3 separate regions of the Homo sapiens genome follow, and all the other regions are linked to region 1. A link is an interaction called in ENCODE POLR2A ChIA-PET data of the cell type or tissue named here. Cell type or tissue: OCI-LY7. All regions are shown on one strand. Region 1 has its middle 130 kb from the start of SEC11C. Region 2 overlaps ALPK2 (alpha kinase 2). Region 3 overlaps LINC01926 (long intergenic non-protein coding RNA 1926).

Region 1 (4,000 bases):
CATCAATTTTGTTTTGATTTCAACTGTTCCTCTTGACTTTTCCTGATTGTGTTTTCGTGCTTTGTATCAGTCATATTCTCCCTTATCTCTGATTATATTTATTGTGCTTTTTAAAATTCCTGATGACCCACCTGTTCCAATCATTCAGCTTCCCATAGTACATATGTTTATTCAATTCAATGTCCCTCTTTTATGTGCCTGCTCCTCAAGGATTTGGAGGTTTTTGCTTGTGCATTCTTACACTCTGTCTGGTGAAGTGTATGTGTTCAAGAACATGTGACAGCCCAACCCCCAGAGTGTGTGCCACCTCAGAAATTTAAAGAGTGTAGAGAAGACAGCATGACCCTCAGGGCAGAAAACCCTGGCACACAGAATCAGCCGCAATTCCAGCCCTACCAAGCAACTCTCTCAGTCTGGAATTTTCCCTCAAATTATTTGAAAGAAGCAGCACTGAGAAGACATAATCTCCTGTGACTGTGATCCCCCAGCTTCTTAGGGAAGAAAGAGGGCAGAAGGCAGAGGGCAGAAGGGTGAATGAGTGAATGACCAGGAATATTGGTCAGCCCCTAACCCCAGGGAGGCGGGAGAAGGGGCAGGAGGGTGGGATCAGAGCCCTGCCCTGCCGCGAATGCTTCAGACAGAGGCTACCCTGGCTGCTACTGTGGATTTCTTTCTCAGGGGCAATGGTGGCCTGCGGTTTTCACAGGCTAGCATGCTTCAGTGTCCCTGCAGGCTTGGTAAAACACAGAATGCTGGGCCCCACAACCAGAGTTTCTGATTCAGTAGGTATAACATGTGCCTGAGCTTGTGTTTTATCAAATTCTCATGTGATACAGATGCTGCTGATTAGGAACCACTTTGAGGACCACTGTGTAGGCAGTACCACTTGCACACATACAAATGCACACACAGACACACAGACACACACACACCATACATACCGGGTGACTGCCTTCAGGACCCTAAAGGCTTCTCCCAGTTTTGACATCAGTAACAATAACAACTAACACGTAGGCCCTAGTGTGTGCCAGGCATGTTTTGAGTTGCTTTCTGTCCATTGTCTCATTTAACCCTCACACAACTGTGTAATGTTATGAGCTAAGTAATCATTATAGTCCCCATTTTACAGATACGGAAACTGAGGCACAGGGAGGTCACGTCATTCACTCAAGGTCACATTACCAGTAAAGGGTAGTAGAAGTGAGAAAACTGAGGCTCAGAAATGATAAGTAATATACACAACAACATAAACCTACCTCCTTTTACTTGCTAGCAAGAATTAGAGCTGTGTATTCAAACCCAGTTTAAGCTGAATTCATAACCTCTTACTCTTTAAAATAGACACAAGGACCCAGTTTTTACTTGTCAGTTTGGAATATAGATTCTTAGACATAACTAAAGATAATGGTAATCCTTAGAAGGAGTGAGGAGAAAACCCCAATAGAGCTTGTGAAATGACCCAGCTCCTCCAGCATTTCTGTCTTAACTACTGCAATTGGATTTCTGAGATTTAGTCTGGAAATCAGGTTGAAGGAACTGCATTTTGCTTACATGTGTGCTTTAAAAAAAAAAAAAAAAAAAAAGGAACTACATAGGCCGAGTGTGGTGGCTCACACCTGTAATCCCAGCACTTTTGGTGGCTGAGGCAGGTGGATCGCTTGAGCCCACAAGCTCAAGACCACTCTGGGCAATGTGGCAAAACCCCATCTCTCTACAAAAGTACAAAAAATTAGCCAGGCGTGGTGGCTTGCACCTGTAGTCCCAGCTACTCGAGAGACTGAGGTGGGAAGATTACCTCACCAGGGAAGGTCAAGGCAGCAGTGAGCCATGATCACACCACTGCACTCAAGCCTGAGAGAGAGAGAGAGACTCTGTCTCAAAAAAAAAAAAAAAAAGGAATATGTCATTTTGAAAACCTCCTGGTCCTAACTTGACAAACGGTACTTGCTGAGTTCACCGGGTTAACTGGCTTTTGACAGGAGCCCTCGCCTCTTCTTTGGCCAGTTCCACTGCATCAGACCTCTTGGGCTCAGCCAGTGGGTGCTGGTTATCAGTGACCTCTTTTCCATAGGTTTTCATTATTCCAGGTTTTTGCTGGAATGAGAATTACCGACCCTCCCATTTTTCTTCCAATGAGTTTGAGTCTCCTTGTTTCTCACCACACTCAGAACTTTAGAGCTGGTGTCCAACTTGGCCGTTTATAGCCATCAGTGATCTTCTAGACTGAGCTGAATCACAAGACTGACCATGTCCCTCCCCTCCTTTAAACTCTTCAAGGCACCAAGAACGTAGTTAAAAGATAAGGAGAGAACACAGTCACCATATTTATAGCTTAGATAAAGAATCGCATTCAGAACATATAAAGAACTCTTACAAAGCAAACTTTTTTTTTTTTTTGAGGTGGGGTCTCACTCTGTTGCCCAGGCTGGAGTGCAGTGATGTGATCTCAGCTCACTGCAACCTCCACCTCCCAGGTTCAAGCAATTCTCCTGCCTCAGCCTCCCAAGTTGCTGGGATTACAGGCATGCACCACCACACCCAGCTAATTTTTATATTTTTAGTAGAGATGGGGTTTCACCATGTTGGCTAGGCTGGTCCCAGACTCCTGATTTCATGATCCACCTGCCTCGGCCTCCCAAAGTACTGAGATTACAGGCGTAAGCCACTGCACCCGGCACAAAGCAAACATTTTTAAAAAGTCAAAGAAACTAATTTAAAATCCACAAAAGATATGAACAGGAAACCCTTGGAGAAGGAAATCCAACTGATTAATAAATATGAGAAAGCTGTTCAGCCTTGCCAGTGAACGACAATTAGATACCACTCTTTTCTACCTACTGTATTGGTTAAAATTTTTAAAGTTAATCCAATTAAGTGTTGGTGAGTGTCATGGTTTGACTGTCTCCCCCAAAATTCATGTGTTGGAAACTGAGTCCCCAGTGTACCAGTATTGGAGGGTGAGGTCTAATAAGAGCTCATTAGGCCTAATAAGAGACCTAATAATGGACTAATGTCATTATTGCAGGACCGGGTCACTTGTGTAGAGAGTGGGTTATTATAAAAGCTAGCCTAGTTCCTTATGCTTTCTCTCTCATTTACCCTTCCACCTTCCACTGCGGGATAACACGGCACAAAGTCCCTTACCAGATGCCAACACCATGCCAACACCATGCTGGGAAGTCTACTTCCCAGCCTCTAGAACTGTGAGAAAATAAATCTCTTTTCTTTATAAATTACCCAGTCTATCATATTCTGTTATAGCAGCAGAAAATGAACTAAGACAGTAAGAATATGAAGAAATTTTTTTATTTTTATTTTTTTTATTTTGATAAAAATGAGGTTTTGCCTTGTAGCTCAGGCTGGTCTTGAACTCCTGAGCTCAAGTAATCCACCTGCCTCAGCCTCCCAAAGTGCTGGGATTACAGGAGTGAGCCACCACACCCTGCCTGAAGAAATTTTTTTGGTCTCCTAGAAGCCATTCTCTTCTTAGTAAGCAACTAGATTTTCTTTTAGAGAATACCACTCCCCAACTGTGCACAATCTTGACCAAAAAATCAAGGTGCTCTGTCCTCTCATTACAGAGCCCAAAGGGATCCCTGGAAGCCACACCCAGCCTTACTTCTCATCACTGTGACACAAGGTCAACCCTCTGCCAGGACTTTAGTGAAGTTAGACAGGGCCCAAAGCCAAGCTTGGGCTCCACTCATCTGCCAGGAAGCAGGTCTTTGGCCTTTCCCTCCCTCCTCTGAGCTGCCCCATACTCCGCCAATAGCTTTCTTTTATGTTGAAGTTTGCCAGAGTCAGTGTCTGGGGTTTAACCAAAGACTCCTTTCTAACTGCTAGGCACAGTGACCCAGCAAGTCAACATCTCAGAATCTGCCCCAGGGATACACACATGAGCACACATTGCAAGATGCTTGTGGCAGTAATTCTTGTAATGGCAAAAAGAATTGGACACAGACTGTGTCCTACATATATATATGTGTGTGTATATATATGT
Region 2 (4,000 bases), 440 kb after region 1:
CTCCTGATTAGCTGGGATGACAGACATGGGCCACCATGCCTGGCTAATTTTGTATTCTTAGTAGACATGGGGTTTCTCCATGTTGATCAGGCTGGTCTCAAACTCCCGACCTCAGGTGATCCACCTGCCTCGGCCTCCCAAAGTGCTGGGATTACAGGCGTGAGCCACCATGCCCAGCCAGTTAGGTGTGATTCTAATGATCGTTGGTCTCCACCACTTTATGGCCTTTATTTTCCTGAGCACATTCTTTGGTTGCCTTCACATAAAAGATGCTGAGGCCAACTCTCTGCTAATAGGACGTGCTTCCTATTAGTTACTCTTTTGGCTCTGGGAATGGGTTGGTTTGTTTCAAACCAGCAGTCCCCAAACATTTTGGCACCAGGGACTGGTTTTGCGGAAGACAATTTTTCCACAGCCGGAACGGGGCGGGGATGGTTTCAGGATGAAACTGTTCCACTTCAGATCATCAGGCATTAGATTCTCGTAAGGACTGTGCAACCTAGATCCCTTGTATGCACCATTCACAACTGGGTTCATGTCCTGCCACCCACCTCCTGCTGCGTGGCCCAGTTCCTAACAGGAGACAGACAGTTACCGGTCCATGGCCTGGGGCTGGGGGTTGGGGACCCCTGTTCTAAACCATCCAAATCTTTTTTTTTTTTTTTTTTTTTTGAGATGGAGTCTCACTCTGTTGCCCAGACTGGCATGATCTTGGCTCACTGCAACCTCCGCCTCCTGGGTTCAAGCGGTTCTCCTGCCTCAGCCTCCTGAGTAGCTGGGATTACAGGTGCGCCCCACCACACCCGGCTGATTTTTGTTTTTTTTTTTTTAGTAGAGACAGGGTTTCACCATGTTGGTCAGGCTGGTCTCGAACTCCTGACCTTGTGATCCGCCCCGCCTCAGCCTCCCAACGTGCTGGGATTATAGGCGTGAGCTGCCGCAACCAGCACCATCCAAATCTTGCACTTGGGTTCTCTTGTGAATGCTGGAGATTTACATATAACTTTGCTTTATTAGTGCTTCATTATCTCCAAAAAATTGCTAATTAGATCAAGGAAGATACTATCATATTCACCTAGCACTCAGGATTTTCTGCCTTTTGCCTCTGTCTATCTCTGAGAGGCAAAGCAGGAGTACAAGCTGGTTTCCTCACCTGGAAAACATGTGGTGGATGGTCCATCTTTCTGTCTGGAATTCCTTTGCCCACCTTGTTTCTAGCTCAGCCTACCTGCTGCTTCAAGACTGAGATCTTGCATGGTGCTTCAAGTTGCTTTTCTCATCCCTAACTACAATTTCTTCTTTCAGAGCAACGCATGACATTCTCATCCTCATTCTTTGTAATCCTGACTTTCTTGGGACAAAAGTTTTATAGAAGACAAAAATGTTTATCTGCTGACCTTCTCTCCACTATTATCCTATGACCCTGCCACATCCCCCTCTCTGAGAAACACCCAAGAATGATCAATAAATACTAAAAAAAAAAAAAAAAAAAAAAAAGAAGACAAAAATGGCAACATGCCTCTAGATAAAAGTGTTGGCAGAGTTCCAATTAAAATACTGCATTCCTGGCTAGGTGCAGGGGCTCATGCCTGTAATCCCAGTACTTTGGGAATCCAAGGCCGTTGGACTCGCTTGAGCCCAGGAGTTCAAGACCAGCCTGGGCAACATAGCAAGACCCTGTCTCTGAAAAAAAAAAAACATATATATATACACACATATATATATATACACACACATATATATATACACACACATATATATATACATATATATACACATATATACATATATACACACATATATATACACACATATATACATATATACACATATATACATATATATACACATATATACATATATACACATATATACACACATATACACATATATATACATATATACACATATATATACACATATACATATATAATGCTGCATTCCCTTAATGCTCAATTTAAAATTAAACATAAAGCAACAGAATACACTAAGTATAATGTTTTTAAGAGAATTCATTAGCAGATCTAGATACCATTTACAAACGGTTTTATTACATGTTTTTTAATTGAAATGTTTACTGAGATAATTGTACATTCACATGCAGTTGTAAGAAATAGAGAGAGATGACAGTACACTTTGCCCAGGTTCCCTCAATGGTGACATTTTACAAAACAATGGTATAATGTCATAACCAGGATATTGACATTGATACAATCTACTGATGTAATTTGGATTTCCCCAGTTGTACTCGTATGTGTGTATTAAGATCTACAGACATTTATCACCTACGTAGGTTCCTGTATCCACTACCAGAGTCAAGATACGGAACAATTCCATTACCACAAAGATCCCTTGCATTACCCTTAATAACCATGCATACCTCCTTCCTGCCCTCTCCCTTTGGTAGCCCCTGGCAACCACTACTTTGTCCTCCAATTCTAAAATTTTGTCATTTCAAACATGTTACATAAATGGAATCATACAGTATACAAGTTTTTGAGTTTTTTTTTCAGCAGAATTCCCGGAGATTCATTCAACTTGTGTGTATCAAAAGTTCATTCCTTCTTATTGCTGAGTAGTATTCCACGCAGTTCGCTTAGTCTTTCACTGGTTGAAGAACATTTGGGCTGATTCCAGTTTTTTGCTCTCATGGCTAAAACATTTATATACAGACTTTTATGTGAACATAAGTCTTCATTTCTATGGGACCCATGCCCAGGACAGTCATTGCTGAGTCATATGGGGCTTGCATATTTAGTTTGTAATGAAACTGTCCAGCTGTTTTCCAGAGATGCTGTACCTTTTTACATTCCCATCAGCAATGTATGAGGGCCCAGTTACGCCACATCTGCACCAGCATTTGGTATTGTCATTATTTTTGATTCTGGACTTTCTGATATGTGTGTGGTGATATCCCATTGTAGCTTTTAATTTGCATTTCCCTAATGGTTAACAATTTTGAACATTTTTAAATGTATTTATTTGCCAGTTGTATATTTTCTTTGGGGAAATGTCTGTTAAGTCCATTTCCTAACTGGACTGTTATTTTATGGTTGAATTTTGAGACTTCTATATGCATTCTAGAGACTAGTCCTTTGTTGGTTTACACACCTTTTTTTTTTTTTTTTTTTTTTTGAGATGGAGTCTACCTCTGTCACCTAGGCTGGAGTACAGTGGCACGATCTTGGCTGACTGCAACCTCCGCCTCCCAGGTTCAAGCGATTCTCCTGCCTCAGCCTCCCAAGTAGCTGGGATTACAGGCGCCTGCCACCACACCTGGCTAATTTTTGGATTTTTAGTAGAGACGGGGTTTCACTGTTTTGGCCAGGCTGGTCTCGAACTCCTGACCTTGTGATCTGCCCACCTCGGCCTCCTAAAGATTTCCAAATATTTTCTCCTAGTCTGTAATTTGTCTTTTTATCTTCTTTACGTGGGCTCTCACAAAGCAAAACTTTTCATATTGATGAGGTCTAATGGTCAGTTTTTCCTTTTATGGATTTTGCTTTTGGTGTCAAGTCTAAAACTCTTTGCCTTTCCCTGGATCCTGAAGATTTTCTTTCTGCTATGGTCTTTTTCTAGGTTTTATAGCTTTATGTTTTAGATTTGAAGCCAATGATCCATTTTGAGTTGATTTTTGTAGAAAGTATGAGGTTTAGGTTAAGGTTCTTTTTTTTTTTTTTTTTCCTGTGGATGTTCAATTTTTCTAGCACGACTTATTGATAAGACTTTGTAACTATGTTTAAAAAGAGAACTTAGCATAGTGCCAGGCACCCAGTAAGTTCTCAAGGTTTGCCAAGTGCGGTGGCTCACACCTGTAGTCGCAGCATTTTGGGAGGCTGAGGTGGGTGAATCACTTGAGCCAGGAGTTCAAGACCAGCCTGGCCAACATGGTGAATCCCTGTCTCTACTAAAAATACAAAAATTAGCCAGGCATGGTGGCGCTTGCCTGTAATCCCAGCTACTTGGGAGGCTGAGGTAGGAGAATTGCTTGAACGTGGGA
Region 3 (4,000 bases), 190 kb after region 1:
CCGAGGTGCGCAGATCACCTGAGGTCAGAAGTTTGACCAGCCTGGCCAACATGGCGAAACTCCCGTCTCTACTAAAAGTGCAAGAATTAGCTGGGTGTGGTGGCGCACGCTTGTCATCCCAGCTACTCTGGAGGCTGAGGCAAAAATAATCGCTTGAACCTGGGAGGCGGAGTTCAGTGAGCCGAGATCTCGCTACTGAACTCCAGCCTGGACAACAGAGCAAGACTCTGTCTCCAAAAAAAACCCAAAAAAACAAAAGAACAACAACAACTGAAATGAAACTCTGTACCCATCAAACAATAATTCCCCCCTGCCTCCTACTCAAGTCCCTGGCAACCACCATTCCACTCTTTGATTCTATGAATTTGACTATTTTGTCATAGATACCGCATACAAGTGGAATCGTGTACTCTTTGCCTTTCTGTGTCTGGCTTATTTCACTTAGCATCGTGTCTTCCAGGTTCATCAATGTTGGAGCATGTGTCGGAATTTCCTTCCTTTTTAAGGCTGAATGTTCCATTGTATGTACGCACTACATTTTGTTTATTCATTCATGAATGGAAGAAACAAGGGGCGCTTGAGTTGCTTCTATCCTTTGGCTATTGTGAGTAGTACTACTATGAACATAGGAGTACAAAGATTGGCACATTACTTTTTAAACACTTAAAAAAAATGATAGACGCTGTCTGAAGACTGAAACATGTTCATTACTTTTCAGTTTCACAAGGGACTTTTGGAAATATCTTTGTCCAGGTCTAATCCTAATCAAGATTTCTACCCATTTTCTTTTTCTTTTTATTTTTTGAGATAAAGTCTTGCTCTGTCGCCCAGGCTGGAGTGTAGTAGCACAATCTTGGCTCACTGCAACCCCTGCCTCCCAGGTTCAAGCAATTCTCTTGCCTCAGCCTCCCGAGTAGCTGGAATTACAGGCACGTGCTACCATGCCCGGCCAAATTTTTTGTATTTTTAGTAGAGACAGGGTTTCACCATGTTACCCAGGATGGTCTCGATTTCCTGATCTCGTGATCCACTCACTTCAGCCTCCCAAAGTGTAGGGATTACAGGCATGAGCCACCGCGCCAGGCCCATTTTCTTTTATTGAGAGAGAGTCTCAATCCATCATCCAGGCTGGAGTGCAGAGGCACGATCTTGGCTCACTGCAACCTCTGCCTCCTGGGTTCAAGTGATTCTCGTGAGTCAGCCTCTCTAGTAGCTGGGATTATAGGCGTGTGCAACCAGGCCTGGCTAATTTTTTGTATTCTTATTAGAGACGGGCTTTCGCCAGGTTGGCCAGGTTGGTTTTGAACTCCTGGCCTCATGCGATCCCCCCACCTTGGCCTCCCAAAGAGCTGGGATTACAGGCATGAACTATTGCACCCAGCCTCTACCCATTTTCATGAAGAGCAAAGTTATATAGCTGTGATTAGCATCTCAATATAGCACTTTTATTTACCCAGATCCAATATGCATGGTTAAAAATTACTGAGTGATTTGGGGGGCAGCATTTGCAGTATGGCCATGATATTTCTCAACTTCCCTCTCCCCTTGCCAGTGTCAGACTCAGCCCCTGATCACAAGAGGTAGGCACGTGGTGAAGCTAATGCAATCAGATTACTTTTCCTGGGAATTTGAATAAATCATTGGATAGCAAGATCCCCAACAGAAGTTTCTTACAGGCCTCTGCCACTGTGATTCTCAGACCTGTCCTGGTTCCTGCTTTTAATTTTGTGAGCTTCTCAGTGTCATTGAAACAACCTTTTTTGGCTTACATTCATGAGTCAATTTCTATTGCTTTCTATCACAGAACTTCAACTGATACAATTCAAAAGCTGATGCTCGAATTTCTTCAAGAAATATAGGAGGCCGGGCACGGTGGCTCACGCCTGTAATCCGAACACTTTGGGAGGCCGAGGCAGGTGGATCACTTGATGTCAGGAGTTCAAGACCAGGCTGGCCAACATGGTGAAACACCGCCTCTACTAAAAATACAAAAATTAGCTTGGTAGGGTGGCACGCGTCTGTAATTCTAGCTACTCGGCAGGCTGAGGCAGGAGAATTGCTTGAACCCGGGAGGTGGAGGTTGCAGTGAGCCAAGATCACACCACTGCACTCTAGCCTGGGTGACAGAGCAAAACTTCATCTCAAAAAAAAAAAAAATATATATATATAGAGAGAGAGAGAGATGTGTATGTGTATATATATATATGTATATATATGTGTGTGTGTATATATATGTGCATATATATGTGTGTGTGTGTATATATATATATGTGTGTATATATATATGAATATCTGGCCAGGCATGGTGTCTCATGCCTGTAATCCTAGCACTTTGGGAGGCCGAGGCAGGTGGATCACCTGAGGTCAGGAGGTCGAGACCAGCCTGGCCAACATGGCGAAACCCCAGCTCTACTAAAAATACCAAAATTTGTCAGGCATGGTGGCACATGCCTGTAGTCCCAGATACTTGGGAGGCTGAGGCTGAGGCTGAGTCTACTCAGGAGGCAACCTCTGCTACCCGCTTGAACCCAGGTAGCAGAAGTTGCACTGAGCCGAGATCATGCCAGTTCATTCTAGCCTGGGTGAAAGAGTGAAACTCTGCCTCAAAAAAAGAAAAGAAAAGAAAAGAAAAGAAACATAAACATATGGTAACACTCATTTGACATAAAAATGATCTATTTTATGATGGTCCATTTCTCTCAGCACATCCTGACAGCTATTTTAAAAACATGTCATGCCAGAAGATCTGTTCTGTTTCCCTCTGTATCTCCATGTATCTGTCTTTGCGTCTGTCTGTTGTCTCTCTCTCAGAGGAGAAGGAGAAAGGAGAATTCAAGAAGGAAGGAGAAGAGAGACATGTTATAGAGTGGAATCCTCAATCGTATAAAAATGTGGAAATGTCCAAAAGGTGTCTATTTTTGCTCCTAAAGCAAAATACTTTTTTGTGCAAGAGCATGTTTCTTTTTATTTTATTTATATATTTTTTCAGAGACAAGGTCTGGCTCTGTCACCCAGGCTGGAGTGCTGTGGTGCGATCATAACTCACTGCAGACTCAAACTTCTGGGCTCAAGCAATCCTCCCAAGTAGTTGAGACTACAGGAGTGAACCACCACATCCAGCTGATTTTTTTTTTTTTACTTTTTATTTATTTATTTATTTTGTAGAGATGGGGTCTCTACACTCTATGTCACCCAGGCTGGTCTTGAACTCCTGGGCTCAAGCGATCCTCCAGCCTTGGCCTCCCAAAGCATTAGGATTACAGGCATGAGCAACTGTGCCCATCTGAAGAGTGTGTTTCTAATTTAGTGCTTGATTTACTGTCTTCAGCTTCTGGCATAGCCTCAAAGTTAAGATTCACTTGAGGCCGGGGGAGATGGCTCATGCTTGTAATCCCAGCACTTAGGGAGGCCAAGGCAAGCACGTGACTTGAGGCCAGGAGTTTGAGACCAGCCTGGCCAACACGGTGAAACTCTGTCTATACTAAAAATACAAAAATTAGCTGGGCATGGTGGCGGGTGCCTGTAGTCCCAGCTACTCGGGAGGCTGTGGCAGAATTGCTTGAACCCGGGAGGTGGAGTTTGCAATGAGCCGAGATCGTGCCACTGGTCTCCAGCCTGGGTGACAGAGCGAGACCCTGTCTCACACACACACACACAAACAAATAAATATTCATTTGAGCTGGAAAGTTATTCCCATCAGAGGAAGAATAATTGTGTTTGCATTTTCCATTCTTTGCTTTTGTGTTTTCTTGAGGAAATTCTTCCAGAGTCAGACATTCTCTATGTTCTCTAAAAACTTCTCTTGTTTGAGCCAGAGCTCTGTGAGCTGCTTCTCTTAAAGAGCTGCTCGTGGACGATCTGCCACAAAGAGTTTTAAAATGTGGTGTTGGTCTCTTTTTTCTGAACCACATCAAAGAGCACAGATTATTTCCTTTCTGAGAACAAAACTCTTTAATGACAAGAAAGAACAAGAAACTGAGCCGCCAACCAGCCCTATCAG

What was found. ChIA-PET counts read pairs that join two places held together with the same protein. Peaks named below come from ENCODE experiments on the same cell type or tissue, not always from the same donor. Only the 100,000 strongest peaks of a DNase experiment are listed, where the experiment ranks them.
Region 2: POLR2A ChIA-PET joins it to region 1 with 6 read pairs; 2 of 35 experiments call an interaction of 5 or more read pairs at or near these places.
Region 3: POLR2A ChIA-PET joins it to region 1 with 5 read pairs; 2 of 35 experiments call an interaction of 5 or more read pairs at or near these places.

What each region holds. Positions count from the first base shown.
Region 1 is chr18:59,009,731-59,013,730 of GRCh38, reverse strand. It overlaps the pseudogene OACYLP. Among named protein-coding and RNA genes, the nearest start is that of SEC11C, 130 kb to the left of the region's middle. In OCI-LY7, no CTCF peak of the experiment used is centred here; a DNase peak (open chromatin) is centred at 1,690.
Region 2 is chr18:58,571,111-58,575,110 of GRCh38, reverse strand. All of the region lies in intron 4 of ALPK2 (alpha kinase 2), which reads left to right. Among named protein-coding and RNA genes, the nearest start is that of ALPK2-AS1, 16 kb to the right of the region's middle. In OCI-LY7, no CTCF peak of the experiment used is centred here; no DNase peak of the experiment used is centred here.
Region 3 is chr18:58,819,191-58,823,190 of GRCh38, reverse strand. The region is part of intron 1 of LINC01926 (long intergenic non-protein coding RNA 1926); the gene reads right to left. Among named protein-coding and RNA genes, the nearest start is that of LINC01926, 7.3 kb to the right of the region's middle. In OCI-LY7, no CTCF peak of the experiment used is centred here; no DNase peak of the experiment used is centred here.